Linked DNA regions of Homo sapiens: regions 2 and 3 are each linked to region 1. Evidence: chromatin loops called from intact Hi-C (ENCODE). Cell type or tissue: Caco-2. All regions are shown on one strand. Region 1 has its middle 99 kb from the start of MIR297. Region 2 holds the start of PITX2 (paired like homeodomain 2). Region 3 has its middle 13 kb from the start of PITX2.

Evidence for each region. Peaks named below come from ENCODE experiments on the same cell type or tissue, not always from the same donor. Only the 100,000 strongest peaks of a DNase experiment are listed, where the experiment ranks them.
Region 2: it touches region 1 in a loop (5-fold over the local background); 39 of 110 quality-filtered maps call a loop at or near these places.
Region 3: it touches region 1 in a loop (8-fold over the local background); 39 of 110 quality-filtered maps call a loop at or near these places.

The regions. Positions count from the first base shown.
Region 1 is chr4:110,955,671-110,963,670 of GRCh38, forward strand. No RefSeq gene overlaps it. Among named protein-coding and RNA genes, the nearest start is that of MIR297, 99 kb to the left of the region's middle. In Caco-2, CTCF peaks have their summits at 3,841 (motif pointing left) and 4,046; no DNase peak of the experiment used is centred here.
Region 2 is chr4:110,619,637-110,627,636 of GRCh38, forward strand. It overlaps PITX2 (paired like homeodomain 2), which reads right to left and starts at 3,441. Exons shown (of 3, transcript NM_000325.6): 1 at 2,620-3,441; 2 at 1,528-1,733. The coding sequence starts at 2,824. RefSeq lists enhancers at 1-90, 91-742, 1,397-2,049, 6,813-7,314, 7,315-7,814 and a silencer at 3,412-3,501. In Caco-2, no CTCF peak of the experiment used is centred here; DNase peaks (open chromatin) are centred at 1,425, 2,705, 3,585 and 6,465; H3K4me3 peaks cover 3,036 bases.
Region 3 is chr4:110,632,198-110,640,197 of GRCh38, forward strand. It overlaps a transcript of PITX2 not described here. Among named protein-coding and RNA genes, the nearest start is that of PITX2, 13 kb to the left of the region's middle. RefSeq lists enhancers at 120-632, 5,664-6,164, 6,900-7,495. In Caco-2, no CTCF peak of the experiment used is centred here; DNase peaks (open chromatin) are centred at 4,424, 4,884 and 5,474; H3K4me3 peaks cover 3,096 bases.

The DNA of each region.
Region 1 (8,000 bases):
CATGATAATTTGTTTTGAAGATACAGAAAAATGGGTAATACTCTGTTTCTTAGTAAAATAAAGTCAGTATTATTTGAGAATTTCTTATTCTCCATGTCTCTGTATTTATAAAAATGCACTTATTTTAAAAAATATTGTATATCGGAAACCTAAATATATGTATTCAGTGTGATTTATCCCACCATTAAATTTTAGAGGGGAAAATAATCATCAGTCAGGCTTACAAAAGCTTTTATAAAGACCAGTGTTTAGAGTTACTGTGGCTTTGAAATACCTCAAGTGGTTTCTATGGAAACATGAAAGTCAAGCAGAGAGATAATTTTAGATAATATTTAATATATCATCTACTTCCTCAATAATAAAAATAGAAACCTAAACTTTTCAGGTTGTTATAATTTTCCCCCCCAAAATGCTGCATTCTTAAACCCTTTGAAATATGTAGATGAAAACATGGATTAAAATTACTATGTACAGTATCTGTGAAGAAAAGAGACCACCTCTTATTTCTTCACCTATATATAGACAGTTTTGTTCAGGGGCTGTGTATATCTGAAATCTCAAATAACCTGGCAGCACTCTGTAGTAAAACTTGGAGGAAAAAATTCAGAATTTCTTAAAATATTAAATTACTTATTAGTAAATAAAAGCATGTAATTTTATATGGCTTCTGATCAAAGTTAATTTTATTTATGTGTATTTGATTTTGGGGGGAAGAAACTTGCTTATAGAATATAGTTTCTTGCTCTATGAGAGTAAAATAAGTTATGTTAACTAATATCTAACAATGTCTCATTTTATTTGAATAAAAATATCTATTTTAGAGCACAGAAATGCCTAAAATAGACACAAAAAATGTCTATTTTGATGCACAGAAAATCCATGTCGTTTGACATGGCCACATGGGGCTGTAAGATTTAAGTTTTTTTACGAGAGCTTCCATTAAAAGCTTGAATATATATCTTAAAATGAGATGACTTCGTATTTTATATGGACATTTGTATAGTTTGTGGAAATTTCCTGGAAAAACTAAAATCTCCAGTTTTTATTTTTTAGAGCCTTGTAATATCTTAAAAAGTGAAATTGGTCAAAGCATGTTTAAACTAGCATATTGTAGTTTGGTTTACAATTTGAAAGCAAATGCTCTTATTAAACATCCAATTGTCTTTCTTAAAATAGCATGAAAATACTTTATGTAGGAAATTTAAGATATACTTAAAGCTGAAGCATTATTTTAGTGATGTTTGGTTTTGTCTCATCTTTTTTTGTGCATCATAGGTTTTATAAGCAAGTGTTTACATTTCAGATATGATATCAGAAACTTGCACTCCTAGTTGTGTAATTTATCAAGGGTGTCTACAAGTATCTGATAAATCATATTTGGTTGGAGGTAATCTGCTGTAATCGCAATACAGAAATCAAGGGGGAAAATGGTCCCAGCAATGAATTATTCTTTCTTTCATTCTTGTTACCTTGAGTCCACCAGTTTTTCTCAAATCCCCTGATTAAGATCACCTGCCCCCCATTTTGCCCCATTCAAAAATATGTCTTTTAACTAAAAATACAGAAAAATATCAAGTAAACAAAATACATCAATAATTTTGGTTCTAGAACTGTAAAAGTTGTTTTTTAAAAATGGTTAAATGGTAGGATTATGAATAAGACACGAATCCACAACTGTCAATTTCCTGTTGTAAAATGTACAAGAGGGCCAAAGGTTTAGAATATTGCTTATTATTCTAGCCTTGGAATTCTTAGTATTATAATAAGATTGGTAATGCTTTCCTTTCCTTATTTCAGTGCATAATAAATTTAATGTTTTCGAAAGTGAATATTTATTTAGGGATAAAATAAAGACTGTGCTTTATGGTTACAGTTTGCATGCTCCTCTGTAAAGAATATAGTGGCTGTCTTCTGTTAGTATAGCTAGTTTTAAATTCAAAAAGTCTATCAAGTTTTTAAAGAAAATGTTAATATATTACACATGGCATATTGTGTTAAAAAGTCTTTCTATGATATTCAAAATGTTTCAGAAACAATGACAAGGTCAGTGTTGCTAGAAAATCAGTGTTTTACTAGAATGCAATGGTTTTAATGGAAATAATAACAACTCACACATTTTAAGGCTTAAAACTGAACTCCTTGATTGTGTTTAGCATATTGGAAGTTACAAGGAGCTCCTATTTTGTAGTTGCTGTAGATTAGATCGGTAAATGAAAATGTCTTTCTGATTTCCTAGAAACACTTTGTTTCTATTTTTTGTGAACATAGATACTTTGGGGACCCGGCCTTGTTATCTCATGACTGTTTTCCAGGCTGTGTTATCATGATGAATGGGTAATTACAGTACAGGGCACCCACACAGGCCACTGCATATGAGACCCTTCATTTAGGACGTTTTTACTTTATAGAGAGATTCTTTATAAGTTATGAAGCTCTTGGGTTAAATTAAATTTCATTTTGTCATACCTAATGTGTTTATTTTCTCTTGTGAAGAAAAAGTCTTCAAACTTCATATGATTTCTTAAATTCAAAAAACACAAGAAGCACAATTCCAATTTCATGAGAATGTATTATTTCTTAGTATCATACATTCATAGATGATAGACTACTTTAATGTGTGTGTTAGCAGTGCTTTGACTTGTTTAAAAATGCCATCATTTAATAATATGAATTTTTCTTGCTAAGAATAAAAATTGACTACACAATATGATAATATTTGTTTCTGATCCAACACACAAAATGAAAGCTTTGCTTATTTATTTGATTAAAATGCAAAAGTGCAAGTACGTTTAGGTTTGTGTTGTATAGAATAGAACTTATTTTATCAATCACTTTCATAACCTTTAAAGAGCCTTAAATAGTACATATGAAAAACACATTCATATCAGGTTCCCCTTGAGGATTTTTTCTTTGGTTTAAGAAAATTTTATTAAAAATCGGCATTGCAAATAACATTTTTCATAACTATATGTAGACCTGTTAAAATTTTTATTAAAACTGGAGTTCGGCCTGTTCTTTTTCATCATTCTATCAGATATTAAACTCCTGCAGCAGCTGTAGGAAATAGAGAAAGGGATTTTCAAAGGGATTTGAGTCTCCCTGTCTCTGTGCCTTTAGTGATCATATTATCATAACTATCACACATAACAAAGCTCTAAATCTGTAATTCAGATAAAGTAGTCAGGACTCTGAAATACAAAAATCCAAACATATGCCGTAACATTTTTTTGCAATGCTGGCTCCTTTAACGTGGATTTTGTAAACTTGGAGAGGTATTCAAGAGCTTTTGTATACGAACACAAACTAAACAACATTGTTAGTGGTATGTTTCACAGAGATTTAATTAGAGGTGTTTTTATACATCCAAGCAGTTCCATTAAAAGACCATGCCTGCATGCTCTAGCAAATTATGATCAAACCTCTAAAGGTTAAAAAGAATGAAATCAGAAGCTTGTTTTGAAGCAAGGTCTACATGAATCTATGTCTAATCCTGCAACAGTCTGAGTTCTTTCTCAAGAGAGCAACATTCCTTAAATGCAGTGCTAAGGGTGGTAAGTGTGACCACATAATTTTTTTATGAATTAAATTAAAAATGAGGGTAATAAAATTGTAAATGGGCTGAAATCCAACTGAAAATTACACAAGAAAGAGTTACACAATGAGTTTTTTCTTCACATTTACAGGACAAATTTATAACTTAATGTCTACATGAAAAGAATATTTGTGCTGTAAAAAGTTGGTAAAACTCTAATCAGAATGTCCAACCAGTTTGTAAATGAGCAGCTGTATGTATATATTTATTGTAACAGTGCCTTCTACTGGTCACACATTATCTATGATGTCAGTGAAATTACTGAAAAGTAATGAAAACTTGTGTTTATCCTAAATTATTCTTGGGTATTTTTATTGCCTTGGCAAAAGTATTTCTGTGAATCACAACTTACATACATAAAAAATATAGTGTGTTAGAGATTAACACATTTGATTTCTGTTGTACTTTAGCAGTAATAGGACCTGTTAAAAAGTTTCTCCTAAAAAGAAAAGCATTTCCTACATACTGCAACTTAAAATGGGGAATATTTCCACCTGTTTATTTTATTGTCTTTCCGATTTTGAAATTGATCTTTTACTTACCAGCATTTTTCTTTTTAGCTTTTCAGTCACACTGTGTCTAATTAAAATGAGTAGATTTCTTACATATTATCAATATCTATAAAATGTGAGAATCATGAAATTTATTTGTAACTTGAGAAATGCAGCAGAATTTGAAATATAACTTAACTAACAAAATATTTAACAATATTTAGTGAGAATGATTTAAGGTTTGTCTAACTATCTAGGTATAACAAAGATGGTTGATTTTAAATTTGCTTAGGAAAAGAATCAAATAATTAAAAAGAGAAGCATGTATAATCATGAAGAAAAGCTGCATTTTTCAGCAAAATATTGACATCAAGTATTTCATTTTCTTAATATATAATAAAGATACCACTGAAATCTCTTTATGAATCTATATGATTTCAGTTTTAATTTTAAATAATATTTAATAAAGTACTTAGATGATTATGAAATAATTGTTTTTCAAAAAAAGCATGTTCCAATTAATTTTATGTAGATATGGTTTACACTGAATGGGCTATCTTGCTGAAATAACATTTTTAAGAAATTCTGAACATGAAATTTTTACTATCTGCAATAAAAAATCTGTGCTGTGGAAAAAATATTTTACTTTTGTTTAAGTCAATAAATATTGCTTTTATTGCCTGAGGCAACATTTTAAAAAACTTTATTATATGCAAATTACAACCTGAATATCTGATAAAATTCATTCTATTTAGTTAGAAATAATTACCTCAATCGAGGCAATCTGTTTATGTTAGAAATAATGTAAATCAGAAGGAATCCTCATGATTGCCCTTATCACAGATCATTGCACGTGTGTGCTCACTAGTGCTTATTAGACTAAAATCAGAGAACTTTCCTGAGGAATACATCACGTCAGGAGCAAATTGTTTCGATGCTCAATTCAAAATTTGGAATCACCTACATGACCATAACATTCAATGGAGAAAACGCAATATTTTAATTTCCCCAAAACTCTTTATTTTAAACAATTGTTTTCTCTAGGAATGAAATGCCATCATTACAAGTCTATCTTAACATTCATGGAGAAAAGATAAGGATTAGGAACACAAGGTACAGTCAGTATTTTTTGAATAGTGTTCCAGTGAGATTTCAATCAGTGCTGAAAAGCATATTTCTTAATGGGGGAAAAAGCTAGAAAAACAGTTGTCAGAGATGAAAGGGTGCTGTTTCAGGTTTGTACACCAACAACTTCATTCCTTCCTGTGTGAGAAAATCCCTCTATTACTTTATAACAATGGCATCCGTTTTGTTTACCTTGCGGCATCCATAACAAGGATAGAGGTGTTCCTCATTAAATTTTGTTGTTTGGAATGAAGTACATAGATCTTTACAAACAAGTGTCTGGTTGCTATTTATCCATGTGTGACTATTTCCATATTATGTGTGTACATTTACACTTGCATAGATGCATCCATGAATAATGAGCCGTGGAAATATGTGCGCAAGGACATAGAAAGAGACAATACATGACAGTGGGCAGTTAATGCACTTTCATTTCCATGAGTTAGGGATAATTGCATAATTCATGAATGGCAGAGAAAAGTCACAAGTGTGAATTGCATATGGGCAACTTAATATATGTCACTACCATGCTAGTTAAAGGATGTGTTTAAACTTGCATCACTAGTAGTTTGGAATCAAATCATTTTAAGTGGCACATCAAGAGGAATTAAAAATCTACTGAAAACAATGTAATTGTTTCCTAATAAGGATAGGATATTTACAATAAGCACATTTTGTTTTTGCTTAATTTGCCTGCAAACTGAGTTTTTGTATCTTGTGTTAAAAATGATTCATTCATATTTTATTTTATGCCAGGTCTTCGTATAAACAAAATTGTGTTCTCATTTTTTTGGAAGTTACATTGTGACATCTTCTAAGTTATTGAATTCACTGAAGACATACAGATCATATTCATACTATGTCTAACACAGACATTGTAATGATGATGTGTATTTCATAAAGAATAGTGATCTTTGCTAGAACTTCAGAATTTTCAACAGTTTTTGAGATATATAATAAATATAATTTTCTATGCATTATTTTTCTTGGTTGGAAGATTTAAACCATAGTACTCAGTAATTAAATATTCATTGAGAACTACTTCCTAGTATTATTTAAATAGTACATTCAAATGAAGTAGTTAAGATGTTCCATGAGAAGAGCAACAGATTAGTAATTTTAAAAGATTTCAGATTCAAAAGTGTTGTCTTGTGGAATAATAACACAGCATTGTTATGGGGTGGGGGTGGCTGCTTGCATATTTACACACTTCTACATATAGTGTATGAGTGCTAAATTTATGTGCCAGTTGATGGATCTAAAATTGTCCCAGAGAGTTACAAATTTTCATAATGATTCTGAGGAGTTAAATTTAACCTAATGCTTTATAATTAAACTCCAATATGCAAGGAGATTTCAATGCCCTGCTCCATCAGCTCCTTGTCTGAGCAACTTCATGAACACAAATTCTTTCAGTTGTTCAGATCATTTCACCTCGCTTCTACCGCAAACGGTGTGTCACTGTATACCTGGGAGGAAGCAAAAACATTTGCTTTACAGCTGTTTTTTCAGAAACATATTTCAAAGACAAAAATGTTTGGTATGTAAAAACCAAACGGACTTCTAATATCCATTATAGTTAATGAAATAGTATATTTCCTCATGTGGGAAGAAAATTACTTTAGATTCAAACCTATGTTAACTTACTTTACACAGTTGTGAAATGTCCTAATATAAAGTATTAAAAGCAGAATATTTTTAATACAATGAACACAATACTGTGCCATTTATGAAATATAGCACAGAATTTCTGTCTCTGCCATTAAAATGCCTACAATTTGTGAACGTCGTAAAGCATACATTTTTCCTCCTATTAACTGGAACAGACTAATTGCACATTTTGAGGGTGGTTGTTGGGAGATTCCATAGGCGATATTATAGTCATTCATGGGCATCAGGCAGGTATTTAACAGTTTGGTTCAGGTTGTCTAGGACAACAAGAATGTTGTTATGCTGCATCTCCAAGCTGCTGGGATGAAATCAGTTGTGACAAAGCAGTGAAGATTAAATTTGTAACAGATACAACACCTTTGAAATACTAGCTTATGATTTCACAGTGGCATTATAAGTCTTACTGCAGTATTTAAGCAGTTAGAAAGAATGCTGGTTATTAGCAGCTGAAATTTGTAAAATAGGATTTTATTGTCTTTAAATAGCCATGGCAGCAGTTTGTATTATCCTAGTACAACATTTTTGTTACTATGTATTAGAGTTGGTGAGTATTTTTCATGCTCCTCTTTTTCCAGGTAAATTCTTTTATCTATCTTTTAAATCCTATGTTAAACAAACATAGAAACGTATACATATGTATTAATATAAACATCTCTATTATGTATTTTAAAATTTAATGCCATTTTGTATGTAAAAGACCAAAGGAAGAAACTTTCTACTTTATTTCTCCCAAATAACATTATAATGATCAGATATCAAATATTCCAGGCCTCACAGAATACTATGTACAAGGCAACTTAAATATATAATACCATAAAGCTGAACTATTCTCTTAATAATCTTGAAAGGACAGCATTAGCTATACGCAAAGCAATTATGCTCTGTTACTAAATCTGATCACATCTAAATTTCCTGTCTTATCATATGTCAGAAAGAGCCTGGCTCCTAAAAATAATGTCTAGAAATCTTGAGGTACGTAATAAACTGCTTCTTGATGGGGAATGTGATCTCCACAGATGTAATATGAGGGAAACATCTAAGGTTCAGGCATACAAATTTGAATACCAAAATTTTATGTAAGTTACTTAATATTGAACTTGTGTTATATCACTTTGTTTTAA
Region 2 (8,000 bases), 340 kb before region 1:
AGCCGTGTAATCCGCTTTTTCTCTTTTTCCTTTCATTCTTGATTTCCTTTTTATCCCCCTTCCTCTTTGCACCCGACTGCTATAAAAAGCACGCCTCACTCCCACTTGGCTCGACAAGCAGCCGCCCTGGAAGGAGAGGCAGCTGCAAGGAGAGCCCAGCGCCGCGGCTACAAAGCACTAGGGTGGAGCTGCGGAATAGCGGGCGGGGTGGGAGGGCGTTTTCGAAGGATCCCAGAAAACCCATAGACTCTGTCTTTAATTACTTGCCATTTCTACCCTAGGCCATCTAAACTTTGCTCAGGCGAGAAGAGTACGTGAGAGGCCCGTTCCCTTGATGTGCAAGAGAGCTAATGAAAGACTGACCTTGCTCAAAACCACGCCGCCCAGGACCCAGCTCTGGCTCTGGACAGTTAAACTAAAACCATTTTCAACTTCTTCCCGGCCTTTTATCCACCAGCATAGCCTCATGCCTTGCACAAATGCCACCCAGAGAGTGTCTTCATTCCCTCTGATTTGGGAGAGCATTTTGGTCTTTATTCTTTTTATCGTTGTTTTCTTCTTTTTGTTTGCTCTGCTCTAACCGGGGGCTTTATTTTTTCTACCCAGAGCACTTAATTTTTTTTTTTTAACAGCAAAGCCTCTGGATGCCGCTTGATTTGCTTGATTCTGTTTTCTGCTTCCAGAATCCTAACAAATTTGGAATCTTCCACCGACCAGCATAAACCAGGACGTTGCTATTGGGTTATTTATTTGAGCTCATTTTTGCCAATCCATAAAGTACAGATTTGCTACAAAGTTAAGGTAAGCCCTTTTTACAAAACTATGATTATAATTTAGAAGAGGGGGTGTGAGTTTCAATTTCCAGAGTTCAACTCCTGAGAGAAGATAAATAAACCAAGCAGAAAAGTCTTTCTTCTTTTTTTCTTTCTCCTTCTAAGAGGACTAGTAGTTGTGTATTAAAACTTTGCTCCCGGAGATCACAAAACTAGGAAATAGGGTGTGTGGGAGAGACCTGAATGGCCGAAACAACCGTAAAGAAGGTGTAAGAAGCGCGAGCCCAGGAGGGAAAAAGCTGGGCCAGGGCCGGGACAAAGGTTTCCCAGGGAGGGCCAACTCTTCCGTGTCTCTGGCGGGTTTTCCTTGTTAAAGGCTCACAGGTTGGAGCCTGTTCGCGGCTCTTGGCCTGGTAGGGATTTTATTAGCTCTGCTCTGGCAACTGCAAGCCAGGAACACAATGTCCTGTGCAGGGGATTGCCCATGCAGCCCAGCTCGTGAGATCGCGGGATGGCGGGGCAGTGAGCCGGTGCCGCTCTGGGAGCCTGAGCCAGGGCGGCAGTCCTGTCGGCCTCGGAGAGGGAACTGTAATCTCGCAACCAGGCCGCCGCGAGGCCTTCTGCCTTTGCAAAGCTGCGCCCCACCGGCGCCCTCCCAGGCGGCGCTGCCTTCCACATTCTCTCCTGGTCTACTTGGCCTGTACCTCCACAACATCCTCCCCCCATCCCTCCCAGACTCCGTGCTGGCTCCTACCCGGACTCGGGCTTCCGTAAGGTTGGTCCACACAGCGATTTCTTCGCGTGTGGACATGTCCGGGTAGCGGTTCCTCTGGAAAGTGGCCTCCAGCTCCTGGAGCTGCTGGCTGGTAAAGTGAGTCCGCTGCCGCCTTTGCCGCTTCTTCTTAGACGGGTCCTCGGCGCCCACGTCCTCATTCTTCCCCTGCTGGCTTTTATCTTTCTCTGAAAACGAAACACACACACTTTCCCGTCAGCATGCCCACCTGCAACGCGGACGCCAACTGGACCGGCGGCAGAAGCCGTGGAAGAGCTGGGCTGCCTGGCGCCGGAGGAGGGTGCGCGCGGCGGCTCCGGGCCGCGAGGAGCGCTGCGCCTGTGGGGTGTGCAGGCGCAAGTGTGGGTGTCCGCGCCCCATTTCCTCCCCTCCCCCAGCGCCGCACGTTTTATTTACATGTTTATCTCACTGCAGCGGCACATTCACTTTTATAGCCTGTGCTTTCAAGTATATTTATACACCTCTGCGCAGACACACCAAATCTCCTGGGACGCGCACACGCGCGTGGTTTACAGACCCCCCTCCCCCTCGCAGAAAGCTCAGATTTCCATGCGGTTTGGGAAGGCTAGGAAAAGATGTGGGGATTCGGTTGGGCACCGAAGTTCGCCGGCCCTTTCCCAAAAAAAAAAAAAAAATGCCTCTTCGCGAAGGGCATTTCTGAGTGGTTTCAGGCAATTTCCTAACGAGTGGAGCTCCTCGGGAGCTGAAAGCCGAGAGGAAAACAGGGACAGAGGTCGGCGGCCTCTGAAGGTCCTCGAATCAAGATGCTGGGATTTTTGTGACCCAGGAAACAGAAGGGAGGCCAGGGTACGAATAGAGAGGGCGGCAGAATTGCTCGCGCCCTTAGCGCCCCAGGAGCCGGGCCGGTCGAGGGAGAACTAAAGGGATGCGGGGTAGTCAAAATTCCGGCTCCCGGAAGTTCTGCGGGGAGCCAGGCGAACGACCACTCCCACCACGCCTCCCCCCGGAGGGGCTGACTTCCTTGGGGCGAGAGGGAGCGGGTGGCGCAGAGCAGCTGAGCGGGAATGTCTGCAGGGCGGCGCGGCGCCTTACCTGCGGCCTCCGGGCTGGAGGTGTCGGAGATGGTGTGCACCTCCAGCCTGTGCTTGGAGGAGTCCAGCGACCGGGGCTGACCGGGAGCCAGAACCGAAGCCATGGCTAACGGCTGGGGATGGTGACAGGAAGATGAGGAGACGGCCGACAGCTTGGTCCCCGCTGCTCGGTGCTCCAAGTGAAGCGGGCCTTTCATGCAGTTCATGGACGAGGGAGCGCGACGCTCTACTAGTCCTTGGCTACTGCCCCGCCGAGCCCCCGTAGCCGCCGCTGCCCGCTCCGGGTCGCGCTCTAGGCGCGGAGTTTCCCCGCTGCGGGGAGAGCCAGGGGACGCAACCCCCGCCGAGTTCTCAAGCCAAGCTGCCCCCGTCTCCTCCGGAAGGCTCAAGCGAAAAAGTCCGGAGACGGAAAGTCAGCGGGCAAACGAAGACATGGGATGTGGGCAGAAGGGCACCACTCAGAGCGTCTTTAGGGAGCAGGCTTCCAAGCTCCAAAGCGAAACAAGAGTGGGCAAAGACCCCCTTCTTCTCTCCCTCCCTCCCCCAAGAACCCCTCCAATAAGGAAAGCTAACGCCGACCGCGCTCTGCCCGCCCCCCCCCCACGCGGCAGCCCTGACAGAGAAGTGTCAAGAGTGACAGGGACAGGTAGGTGATATTAGATCCCCTGCGGCGGCAGCAGCCGCTGCAGCCACGACGCGGCCCTCTGAGCGCACCCTCCGCAACGCGCACACGCACACCCCTCGGGCGGTCGAACAGGAGCCGGGCCTTGCCGCAGCTCAGCTCCAGGCACCCAGGCGAGCGACGGACCAGATCTGCGGCTCCGCGCTTCCCTGTTGGCCTAACATCTTAAAACCAGAGGCGGGCTTCCTGGTGCCGAGACGTCACTCCGCCGCGGCCCTCCCCAGCCCTCTCCGCCTCCGCCTCCTCCCAGACCCTTCTCCGGGTGCGACTGACGTGGCTCCGCACCAATCAGGACGCCCCGAGCCGCGGTGGAGGGACTGTCCTGCCTGCACCTATCAGCAGTGCGGGGCCGGGCTACTGCCTCGCCGTGCGCACTGGGTCTACACAGGCAAGCTCCCGGGAATTCAGCTCCTGCCCAGCCCAAGGCGATCCGGCTTTTAGTACGAACCCAAAGGTGAAGAGATGAGGCTAGGAGTCGAAGGCTTGGGAGAAGAGAGTGGAATGGTCAAGAAGAGAAAGGTACAAGGATCAACAAGACACCCACTCTTTGTGTCTCACTACATCCATTTCCAATCCCCCACCCCATATAAAAAGGAGACACGTTACTTAAAACTAGAAAATTTGAAAAACAGCAACAAATCACCTCTCCGATCTTAAATTTTCCAAACAGCCTGTCAAGTGAATGCTGCGCTAATCTGAAGAAGCTTTAATTGCAAAGAAGACAGAGCCCTGAAAAGGCAGGCTAATAAATTAGAAATCGAGAAGCAAATGGACCCGTCAAAAGAAAATTACCTTGACTTTAAACGAACAACTGTTTGGTGGTTCACTCTGGATTTATACAAGAATAAAAAGTCGCCTCAGATCACGTTCTCTGTGATGCTTATTAGTCCCCAGACAGAAAACACACAATAGAAGAGAAACCCTAACCCAGCGTTTTCAAAATGCTGAAAGCTTATCCATTCTACTTAACGTTGATTAAGACACATATCCTAGATCTTTCAAATTCCTTGTACACTGTATTAAGCTCGTCCTAACCCGAGAGAGCCACGCTTTAAATTCGACTCTCTTGTTTACTTTATTATCAATCAGATTTAAATCCATAAAGCCTGTAGAATCAACAACCTTGAGCTAATTATATATGAAATATGCCTTAATGAATTTCCATACAATTAAGAATGTTGCCAAATAACCAATTTCAAGGATAATTTTTAACAGTCATTTTCTTTTCCCAGTGAGCTCAAGGCTGTCTTGAGCCATTAAAGTCCAAGCAGGCAGAAGGGGTGTGTGTGAGCTAAGGGCGAAAAGCCTAGAACTGCGCTCAACTAGCAAAAGCAAAACCTTATTTATATAAAACAAAAAAAATCACCTTTGGAGACATCAACTCTTTATAGCACTGTTTCCAAGCAAATTTAATTTCCAAAGAAATTAAAGAAAGAAATCCAAACATATTCAAAATAATTTTTGAAAGTCCTTTTGTCCCCCAGCATAGGTCAGCTGGAGAGGACAAACTAATCTCCTCTGGGTTTCTGCATGGGCGATTGTTTTACTATGGAGTTAGTGTTATCATCTCTGAATGTGTATTTGTTTGACATTACAGTCAATGATTTGCAATGCCAGCATGAAGTATCTTTAAAACACTCCCTCCTTGTCCTTGTTCACAAGATTGGGAAACTTATTCGATGTGGAACAAAGTGGATGAAGCAGACTACAAATATATTTGCAACTTATGTGTCTCTCCTTTGCCCTGACCACCCCCAAACCCTATCTGCAACTCCTCCCCATTTTAAACTTGCAGTCCAAAGACGCACATGAGAATTGTTTTTCAGTCTTTCTTCACCAGTATCATCCCACTTTAAGAATAATTTAGCTGCAAGGGAGGAATTTCTTCATAGTAAGCTTTAAATCAGCATTTCTGCTTTTAACCTTTTATTCCACTTTACCCCATTCCACACATACAGACACCTGCTCAGAGTAAAACACATCCTCATGTGACAGGTCTGCATTAGCTGAGGCTCATACATCCAGCTATATTAGGTCCTGCAATCTTATCACTAAATTATACACATTACACTAGCAGCCTGTTGGTAAAGAAGGTTAAATTAATTTACATTCTGCTCATTATCTGGTGCTTAAATGACGCATTTTATCCCGGAGATTTGGCGGAGAATCTCCTTCTCAGACCCCACAGCGTTTCACTGAAGACAATGCTCTTACATTTGTAGTGGTTTTTAATCTGATAAGACTCTAATTTGCTTAAGTCTTTTAAATAAGGGTTTTAAATGTTTCTAGCCGTTTTCTTATTGAATTTCCTCTAATTCCCCCAAGATCATAAAGTATATGTGTAAAGTAAATATTTCCTCCCATTGCACTGCCAGCCGATGACCTATAACTAAGTCAATAAGAATCCAGCTCTTTTCTGCTGAATGTGTTTACTAATCATATTCCAGTTTCTTCTTTTAAACCTCAGAATAGCTGTGGTCCCCACAATACCATGCCCCTTAAAGCTTCATTTCATGAAGGGACTCCATCACATTAAAGAATGAAAAAAATCTCCACTGTAGTTAGTATACACAGCCCCTCACTCCTTGTTTTTCAAGATTCAAACCCCAGAGCTGCAAATATTTTTGGAAGCTTGGGTGTTAATGCCTTATTTTAGAAAGCCGAGAAGCCCCACAGAGCCATATAGATTTCTAAACCCATCTCTCATAAACCCACAGAATTTTGATAAAAGCTCTGGTGGCTCCACTCTACCGATGGAACTTTCATCACGACAAATATACATGTATGAAGGACCTCAATCAGCCTCCAAAGTGGTTGAAAAACCCAAGGGCACGTGACTGCTCCTCATAGTGCCAACGTGTGCGAGATGTTGGAAGCACTGGGGATCAGCAGCAGCCTAGATGCCTAAAAAGATAAGGTGTCCTAATTTGTGTGGACCCATTGAAGTCAAGTGGTGAATAAAGACAATTATCTAGATAATTCAGATTAAAGTAAAAGCAAAACCATATCTATTTGTATATATATATTCACATCCATTTTATATTACAGACACACACACGCACACACACACTGGCTCTGTAAACAACTGACTCAAAGTGAGGATTTTCTTTGCATTTTTCCAGCAGGAGTTTCAACATTCTCCTAATCTCCTAATCACTTTACACACTCACAGCAGCGGCGATTGGGTGACATTCTTCTCAGGCCCCCTGTGTGGCAGGACACCAACATGATAAGTCTGCATGGGGAAAAGGAGGTATGTGGTGGGAACTAAGAAACACTGTCCAGTGAAAACTCTGTGGCATGGTGGTGGTTGATTTTGGAGATTTAATGTACATAAGACTTGTGGGTGCACAGGCATAGGCAGCATGGATGAGAAAGGGGCCAGAAGAAAATAAATCTTATGCATTTTGTGATTCCAGCATTACTGTGACCTCTGGCTAAGTTCTTCTTAATTGGTTTTAGAAATTACTATGAGTTCAGCCTCTAACACAGAAATTTCCAATACGGAGAACATTGGTGGGATCCTGGTAGGGAAACTAGAGGTGCTGCATGGCTCACGTGGGGCAAAGAAGGAAAGCCCAGTGCCGGCGTGAGGTTTTGAGTCTGGGAGACATCAGGGGTTGTCTCGATTGGGGTTTCTTGCTTATTCTTTCAAAGAAAGACCCTAGAGGAGGGAAATGTGTGACATGGGGTCAGCCGTGTTTTGTGCTGGTATTTGCCACCGATTACCAGTCTTAAAGTCTTATTTAATTTCACACTCTTCAGTGTTAGTTGTGCAAAGTCCCTCTGGCCATGGCAGTGAGCGGTTGGGCTGTGCCGCCAAACTCTCCGTATCAATCTGGCCTGGGACTCAACCAAGTGATCTCTGACTTTTGGAAAGAGTCTGTCTTCAGAGTTCACCCAGAAGATGGCTTAATTAGACATCTCCCTGAGCTGTTAGGCCTTAGACGGGTGGGAGTCCTGCCCTGCCCAAGCTAGCTCAAGGACGAGGCCCGCCTGGACTCAGCTTGGAGCCACGTGATGGGCGTGAGTGTGTGAGCTCCTGGTAAGGCGCAGAGGTCAGATGGAGACCTTGCATCCTGCCCGAGAAGTGCCCCACCCCCTCCAATATCTGGCTTTTCTCTGCATACAAACCAAGCTGAAAACAGTCCACTACCCACCACCCCTCATAGCTATGGAACCAAATAACCCAGAAATTAAAAGCTTCACTGTAGCTGTCCTTTTCCCCATTTCCTAAATGGAATTTAAAAAGCTCTGGCTTGTCAAAAGGGGAAGATTATTTTCTGAATTGGAAGTCTGTAGATATATTGAGCAACAGCCACCCTCTCTGGGTCCCTGCAAATGGTACCCATTTTTCCAACCCACAGCTCTAGCTGCTCAACCATTTGAGATTTGGGGTAACTACCTGGGGGAACAGTGTTCAGATGGCAGTGGGAGTTACCACCTCACAGTGGCCTGGGGAAGAGAAGAGAAAGAGATTAGAGGAGGGGGCATTTGCTAAAATCACTCAACGAACATGCTGTTAATGCTTCCTCACATTTGCATGTTACTGCCACAGTTTTCCTAGGTGTCACTGAGTCTCCAGAAAGCAACTACTTGCCGAACTAAGTAAAATAAGGAGAATGGTATAGCACATGTGTTTGGAGAAGGGGAAGGAAGGGTGGAATATGAAATTGAGCATAGATATCCAGGTCAGGAAA
Region 3 (8,000 bases), 320 kb before region 1:
CCCGTCCCACCCAGAGGCGGAGTGTCTAAGTTCAAGCAGCAGGCGCGTCAGGTCTGGCGGCCTCGCCTTCTTGCGCTTCGCCCGAGGCCCAGAGTCCCGGAGGCGGGTGCCCAGCGCGCGGCCTGCGCTTCCCTCCCGGCCTTACCATTGGCGCCAGGATGCTGCCGCGGGAAGAACTTGCTGCTGGCTGCCTCTTTTCGGCTCTCAGGAGAGTCCGTGAACTCGACCTTTTTGATTTCGGAGTCTTTGGAGAAGAGACATTCAACGGCCGCCGGCTGCACGCCTGGGCCACGCGCGCGCCCGCCCCACGTGCGGAGAGAGGCGTCCCGGACCGCGGCCGAAAGGAGCCGGGGACGGGAGGAGGGGGAGGGGCGAGGCAGGCCGGAGGAGAAAGAGGGACAAAGAGCAAAGACCCAGTTAGAGGAAAGAGCTGACGGCATCCCCGTCCCCCGGACCCTCTGGCAACCCGGGGCAGGATGGCGTACTCTTTCTGCGCCTCCCCGGTTGCCGGCGGTTCCAGCCGGGAGGAGTAGGCTGGGGGGCTTCGGTACACAGCGCGCCGCTGCTTCCTAGTCCACCGCCCCGCCACAGGGAGAGGCCACTGGCGATTTGGTTCTGATTTCCTTCCTGCCCAGGCTGGCCCCTCGGGGAAGCGCCCCTCGCTGGGGCCTCGCCGCAGGGCCAGTGCCCTCTTGCCGCCCTCACGTGGCGCGGCCTCCCGTCCGATGACCCGGGCAGGAGAAGGGGGTTCTTACCTAATTGCACACACGCCGACACCAGTTTGCGGCAGTTGGTCTCCATTCCCCGTTATCTGCAAAACAGAAGAGAAGGAAGGCTGTAAGAAGCGGCGGCCGTCGAGTGAGCAGGGCTCAGATGAGACTACGTTACACTAGCTGTTAGGCGCCTACTGTGTGCTAGGCTTCAGGCGTGTTTTTCCGACCTGACAGCCTCTGGCTGTGCAGCAGCATCTCCAGCCTAGCCTCGGGCCCAGGACATTTATTTATCAAGAGGGGATCTCCCTCCAGAGTTGCCGCAAAAGTGCCCAGAGGTTAGAGGACTATAAAGCCACAGTGTGCTGGGGAGGCTGTGGACCTACTTTCAAGAATCTCGGTGCCGGGGTTAAGAACTCATCTGAACGCAATGGCAGCGGGAGTGGGTGGGTGGAGAGGACTTTTCTCTTTGGGAAGCTGTATGCAAAGACCACCCTTCAGTGCTTGTCCATTAGTTGGAGCTCGGTAAACATTTGTAGAACATCAGCGCCAACGTGCCCCTGTCCTAGACAGCAGTTTCCCTCGGTTTTCTGTAATTCTGAAACGAACGGGCTCTTGGCCTAGGGTGTTTCAGGAGCGAGCTGAGTTCGGGCCTCTCATCCATCAGGAGCCACTTTTCCATATTTAGCCACACTTTCTCCTAGAGATACTAACCCGGCCATTTATTTACTTACTACAAATAATTACCCTAAAGTATGATTTAAGATCGCAGAGGAGAGACACTGGGTGGACTGAGCGAGACTGAGGAGAGCAGGGCAAACGTTCTTGGAGGGTTTACTGCCCGCCAAGGACGGAGAAATAGCTCTGGTATAACTGCTACCCAGTTCTCCCCCTTTCTCTCCCGGGCGAGCCAAATCTTTTTCACGTTTTCAACCACAACGCAGCGAGCCAAGCATTTAACGCGCTCCCCCTTCTCTGCCACAGGCAAGCCGGGAGAGGTGGGTCTCGAGGGGCTCCACCGGGTGGGTAGAAGAGCCGCGGTTGCTTTAAAGACAAGAAAAGAAGGTCCAGGGCTCCCTAGGCCCCTTCGATCTCAGCGCCTGCCTCTCTCCACGCTAACCAGGGTACGCCGACGACCGGAGGGCCCACTTCGCGCGGGTGCGGGGATCGGGGTGGGAGCAAGCGTTGTCGGGTTGGCGGAGGCACAGAGGCGGGGCAGGGAGCTGCGGGCCTGCCTCTGGCCTGAGTACCGTTTCCCTGCGTCTCGGCCTCTCCTGAAGGGAGCTGGGCCCTGGGGAGCCTCTGGCCAAGGTCGCTGCCTACAGGAGGGGCTGCCCGGCGCTGTGGCGTGGGGATCCAGGGTGGGGACGGCCAGGCGGTTCCCCCACCCGCTAGCGAGAACGCGGGCGGGGACTCTGCCGATTCGATCCTTGTGGGCCCGTGGGCCCAGAAGTAGCAGTTTGGCGGCTCCAGATTTAGTGATTCTGCAGTAAAATCACAGGATTAGTCCCTGATTGAGATGTCTGTTCGTGAGATATTACAAAATTCATTATCACAGCTTTCTACTAACTCGATATGAAGTAACACAGATGGGATTTTATTAGTCCAGACTTCAAATGTTTACTTATGATAATTTCGGAGGAAATTTGCATGTCATCATCATTTCGATAATCTTTTTTTTTTATATGTCTGAACTGGCTGCATTATTAGCTGGTAGCCGGAGCACTGCAGATGGTAACTGCAAATAGTTTTTATTTATTTATTTTTTTTAAAGAATGAAATATACAAAAGAAAAAGATTGCGTTGCTTGGTGTAAAGTCAGTCAATTATTACACATTCTTCCCCCCACTTCCCCGTGCTTCAGTGCTGAAGACCAAACAAAGCAATACAAAACAAATCTTCAAGAACTCATAGAGCTCCACTCTAAGGACTGAAAAGAAGGTCAAGGCGTGTTCCTTAGCTCACTCCTACATGTCCTTGTGACTTGGAGATTTATTTTGCAGTCAAAATGAGCCTTGAGACTTGCATTTTTATGCTTCATTTAATGACCAGGCCTACTAGAAGAACTGAGTCTAAATAACTGGGGAAGATAATTTTTTAAAAAGAGACCTCCAATTCCCGCCTGCTGATCCTTAAACTTGCCCTATCAAGACAAGTCTTCTGTGAGAAATTTGGCTGCCAGACTTCGGAACTGGCTTCAATGGCTAATCTCACAAATTGAGATGGGAGACTTTTCCTGATGGGAGGTAGTTCTCACCCCCAAAGTTCATGTTCTAGTTGGAATGTATATGCCAAGGACTCTTGTTTTGGCCAACTTGGGTTTTATATTGTGAGCACACAAAAAGCACTACACGGCTAACGGAGGACGAGGAACCATGGCAAAGCAGGCAGGCAAGCCCTAAGAAATAAAACAATTTGCTAAAAAATAATTTCTGATGACTACCGCAAGACTGAAAGTGCAGGAAAAATACAGTTCGAATAATCCCAGATCCTTTCACATTTCCCCCCTTTTCATACACTTTGTTACCCCATAACAAAATCTTTAATGGAAAGTTTAAAAATAAACAGCACAGGAACATGTGTTTTAAATGAACTAAATTGTGAAATTAGCCAGTAAATTAATTTGTAGTAAGTAATTATTTAAGGAAATTAAAATACTGCTCAGTTCAGTTCTGTATTTTACCATGTGTATGCGTTCTTTACAACCAATTAATATAAGTGCTTTAGGAACATTTGAAGACAAACACGCTTAACTTAAGGAACAAAGCACCTAAATAATTTAAGTGTAATTTTGCTGAGTTAAAGTAAAACATTCCACAAATGAAGTGGCTATTTAATTTTTTAGGGAAAGTTTGGTTATTGAAATGTTGTATGCTCATGTTACATCAACAAAAATCTTCAATTTATTTTGCTTATGTGCTTTGTTTTCTTGATATTATTGGTATTTGAATTTTAGATGGATTTCTGCCAAAATGATATTTTGTGTGATAAAAGCATCTTTAGTTTTGATTGATAGACTAAAACAAATGCAAGGAAATTTCTTTAAATCAGATTAATTTTTCATAAAAATATTTTAGAATGTATGAATTCTGATATTTACATTTATAATGGTAAAAGTTTTTTCCGTTTAGTTTAGTAAGACAATACTCACACAAAAGAGTAAAAAAAAATCACACCACCTTATGATAGTTTGATTTCTAAATTGCTTAAGAAAGTAAAGTGGTTAAACTGGAAAAGAGGAACATATTTCGGAGGTTTAGAATCGAAAATTTTTTTCTTAATCTCCAGCTGGAAAATAATTCTCTGCATCCATTTAAAGTGTATCTCCTGAAGTGCCAGATTGGAGTTGACTGGTGATCAATTTAAAGGAGTTACAATCCAAAGAAATGGTGAGAGCTTGGCATCCAGGCCTGGCTCCCAGGTAATTCGCTTGGGCCTGAGAGGTCACTAACTGCCAGTTAAGATGGAATCTTTTTCTTTTCTTTTTTTTCCCAATGGATAACAATGGGAAGGGGGCTAATCTTCCAGTAGCTGAAACTTTGTACCCAGCCCTTTATCTTGAGAATGCTAATCCTTGGCCCGAGGATTTGTTCCTGCAGTGTTGGCACCGAGATTTAAGGGAAGATACCTCGTTTTAAATGCCAGCCACGGTCTGGCTTCCCTCTCGACTTCAGCACCCTGTAGATTGTTAGTGTCTGTGGCGGGGGACGAAAGGAACAGGGCTTTGCAAGGTCTGTTTGCCGACTGCGTTACCTTGGGCGAAACTTAGCCCCAAAAGCCACAAATCACCTACGGTGAAGATTCTCCGAAGTGGAACAAATTTCCAGACTCGCATTATCTCACATCCCTGCGGGATAGATGGCCTCCACTTACCGGCTACCGGGAGAGAGCTGCTGTCTCCGCGTCCCACTGCTTCCCGGGGCGATTTCCAGCGAGCCGAGCCTCCGGCTGCACGGCAAGCGCCCGAAAGCCGGGCCTGAGAGGACTGCAGGGCTCCTGAGGGTGCCAAGTTCCGAAGGAGTCCACGGGTGCACTGGGGCCTCCGAAATCTAGCCGCCACTGGCAGTTTCTTTCTGCTCCTCTCCAGCTTTCTCGCTCGGTCTCGCACTCTCTCTCCTCTCCCTCCCTCTCATCCCTCTCTCTTCCCTCTGCTCCTACTCCGTGTGGGGAGTGACGTGACGTCAGCAGAGATTCCACCAAACTCCACTGCACAGTGGCGCGCGGGCGGCCGGCCGAGCCCGGCTGCGCGGCTGGCGATCCAGGAGCGAGCACAGCGCCCGGGCGAGCGCCGGGGGGAGCGAGCAGGGGCGACGAGAAACGAGGCAGGGGAGGGAAGCAGATGCCAGCGGGCCGAAGAGTCGGGAGCCGGAGCCGGGAGAGCGAAAGGAGAGGGGACCTGGCGGGGCACTTAGGAGCCAACCGAGGAGCAGGAGCACGGACTCCCACTGTGGAAAGGAGGACCAGAAGGGAGGATGGGATGGAAGAGAAGAAAAAGCAATCTGCGCCAACCCGGCAGCCCTAATAAATCAAAGGGGGAGCGCCAGGGCAGCGGGGAGACAGAAACGTACTTTTGGGGAGCAAATCAGGACGGGCTGGGAGGAAGCGACAGGGAAAGTGGCCCAAGAGACGGAACAAAGGACAATGTTCATGGGGTTGTTTGGGACGAGGCGTGTGGAGTGTGGGTGTGAGCGTGCGTGTGTGACCTTCTTTCAGGCCTGCAGAGTTGAGGAAAGAGGTCACAGCAAAGAGGGACTGCGGAGGGAGGAAAGTGAGAGACCGGTAGAGGGCGGGAGTGGAGGTGGGCGCGGTGGGGATGGGAGAGGATGAGTGAAGAGAAATCTAGAAGAATGGAGTGAGCTAGTGGGAGAGGGTGGGAGGGCCACAGCCGGGAGCGAACGAGCTAGGCTTGTCAGCTGGGGAAGGCCGGGACGCTGGGCCCAGCTTAGCTGGGACACCGCGCCCGAGGTCAAGGCGGGTGGACCAGGCATGCTGAGAGTGTCGGCGCACAGGTGGGCACGGCCACGCACTGACCCAGTGTTCACGAAGGGTTTGCACTGGACAAGGCTCAGACGCTCATAGAGTCTAGAATTTCCTCTGCTGTACCTACATTCAACAAGTTCACCCTGGGTCACGGATATCTCATTTTTTAAAATGACGAGGTTAAGGTTCCTGGCGAGGATGGTATTAAATTGCACGGGATAGAAGTGGGGGTGGGGGAGAGAGTTTCCCTCAAGTCCACATTTGCTCCTGCAAAGCAAAGAGTATGTGAAATTACAGGGCATATTCTCACTCGAAAAGTGTGCCTTACTTCTGAACCCTGATTTTCTGATTTCTTGACTTGAGCAAAGATGTGTATTTTGGTAGTGAGCAGAATATTTTGGCTCTGTCCTGCCTCTGAGTGGAAGGACTATAAATATAATTCGCCTGGAGGACCAGGTGTGAAGGCTTCTGCCAGGCATATGGGACAATGTTTTTTCAATCTCAAGGGCATCCTGTTAATGTATGTTTTTGGAAAGTGCCGGAACACAGCCATTGCTCCTGGATTCGGATTTTCCCACCAATATTAATTCCTGCTTGAGAGCAAAACTCAGGCCCGCTATTAAAAAGACATCTCTTTGGTCCCTAATTGAGAATAAAGTTCCCTCTAAAAGTTGTATTGCTCTTCCTAAATCAATATACCAATACTCGCAATTTTAGAAATATATAGTGACTCGGGAGAATGTGCATAAAATAGATACGTTTAAAAAAGCTTGGCGCTTAAAACTAACCCTAGTCACTATATAGGTGCTGGGCTTTCCCTACTTTTGGGGGCTGTCTGGAACATGTTATGTGTTTTCTTGAATTACTCCGTGTTTTGAATTCATTTGAGTTAGCAGTAAAAACAGGCAAACAAACTTGCTCAATTTGTTTTGAGTGCTAAATCCCTTCACTTTGAAATAGCTAACAGTCGACAGATGGACTCATTTTATGGAAAGGGTTAGCCTCTTCAGCCACGAAGAAAACTGATTAGAGATCTACATTTTAAGCCATTTCTAACCTCCACGTAACATCCGTGAAAACTCAAACTTTCTCTCTTTACCCAGTGGAAACTCAAAGCAGTGTTATTTAAGGGGAGAGAAATGAGGGGGAAAATGCCCACGTGCTGTTTAATTGTATTTCCTCTCTGACTCTGAGAATTTCTATTTCTGGTTTTTGAAATCTCGCCGAGGCAAGAAAATCAAATTTCTTCAACAAGTCCCACAACTGAACTCTAGTTACAGGACACCGGAAAGTGCAGTCCGAGAAAGACATCTTCACCTCTGCCCATCGACGATTTTTGCAGCCTCCCCATTCCTCTGAGTAATGGGCTAATAATCCTCCCTTTTTTTCTTTTCATTTTGTAGAGATTAAGAGGCGCTCGTAGCAGAACGGCCTTGCCTTCAGCTGGTGGCGAGGATAGGCAATCTCATGGAAAAGTTGGAAGAGAATGAGAAAACCAAAGACAGAAAGATTCAGAGATCCGCGGAGAGACACAGGGAGAGGGAAGGGAGTTGCGCTGAAAAGACGCAAAGATACGCGCGTGCAACTCCCTCCCCTTTCAGGTTTCAGAGGTTTGCAAACCAGGGCTGAGAGGAAGGGGCTCGGGAAGCTCACGTTCCTCTCGCCCCCCTTCTGTCTGGAGTCTCGCCCGCCAGAGGCTGGTTAACCCCAGTCCCGGCCGCCGCAGACACTGCGCTGAGCTTTTGGGTCCTCGCCTTGCCCAGCGCCAGTGCAGCTGAAGTGAGCAGCTGGTGGGAAATGCAAATGGCTCCTGGAGAAATAGAAGATACAGAATGATTCTCATTCCCTCCTCGAGTGTGTGGAAGGAGCTGGACATACGTTTCACGCTCCTAATCCTTCTTTTACATTTTTAGTCATACTCCTATTAAACAACTAATTAATGCCCAGAATCACCAGGGAATACATTAGGCATGCAATCGTAGAAGCAGGGTGCTGGGGGGCTACAAACCACCGAGCTGATTTAAGACGTGGATTTCAGGTTTTTCCCTTGTCAAAGCAGTAAAGGAAGAGCGGGCCTTGGCGACTGTATTTAGATTCCGATTACTTCAAATTAGAAGGGGGTGGAGGGAGCGTCCAAGCAAAGCAAGCAATTCTCTGCCCTGCAGATGTAAACAAGATTGTAGCATCAAAGGTACTAGCTCCTTTAGGGCTAGATCGCCTGGACTGGGAGCCTGGGGAAGGGGAGACACTAACCTTACGTATCTGTGAATTTCAAGGATGTTACATTTTTACATAAACAACTCCAGTGCG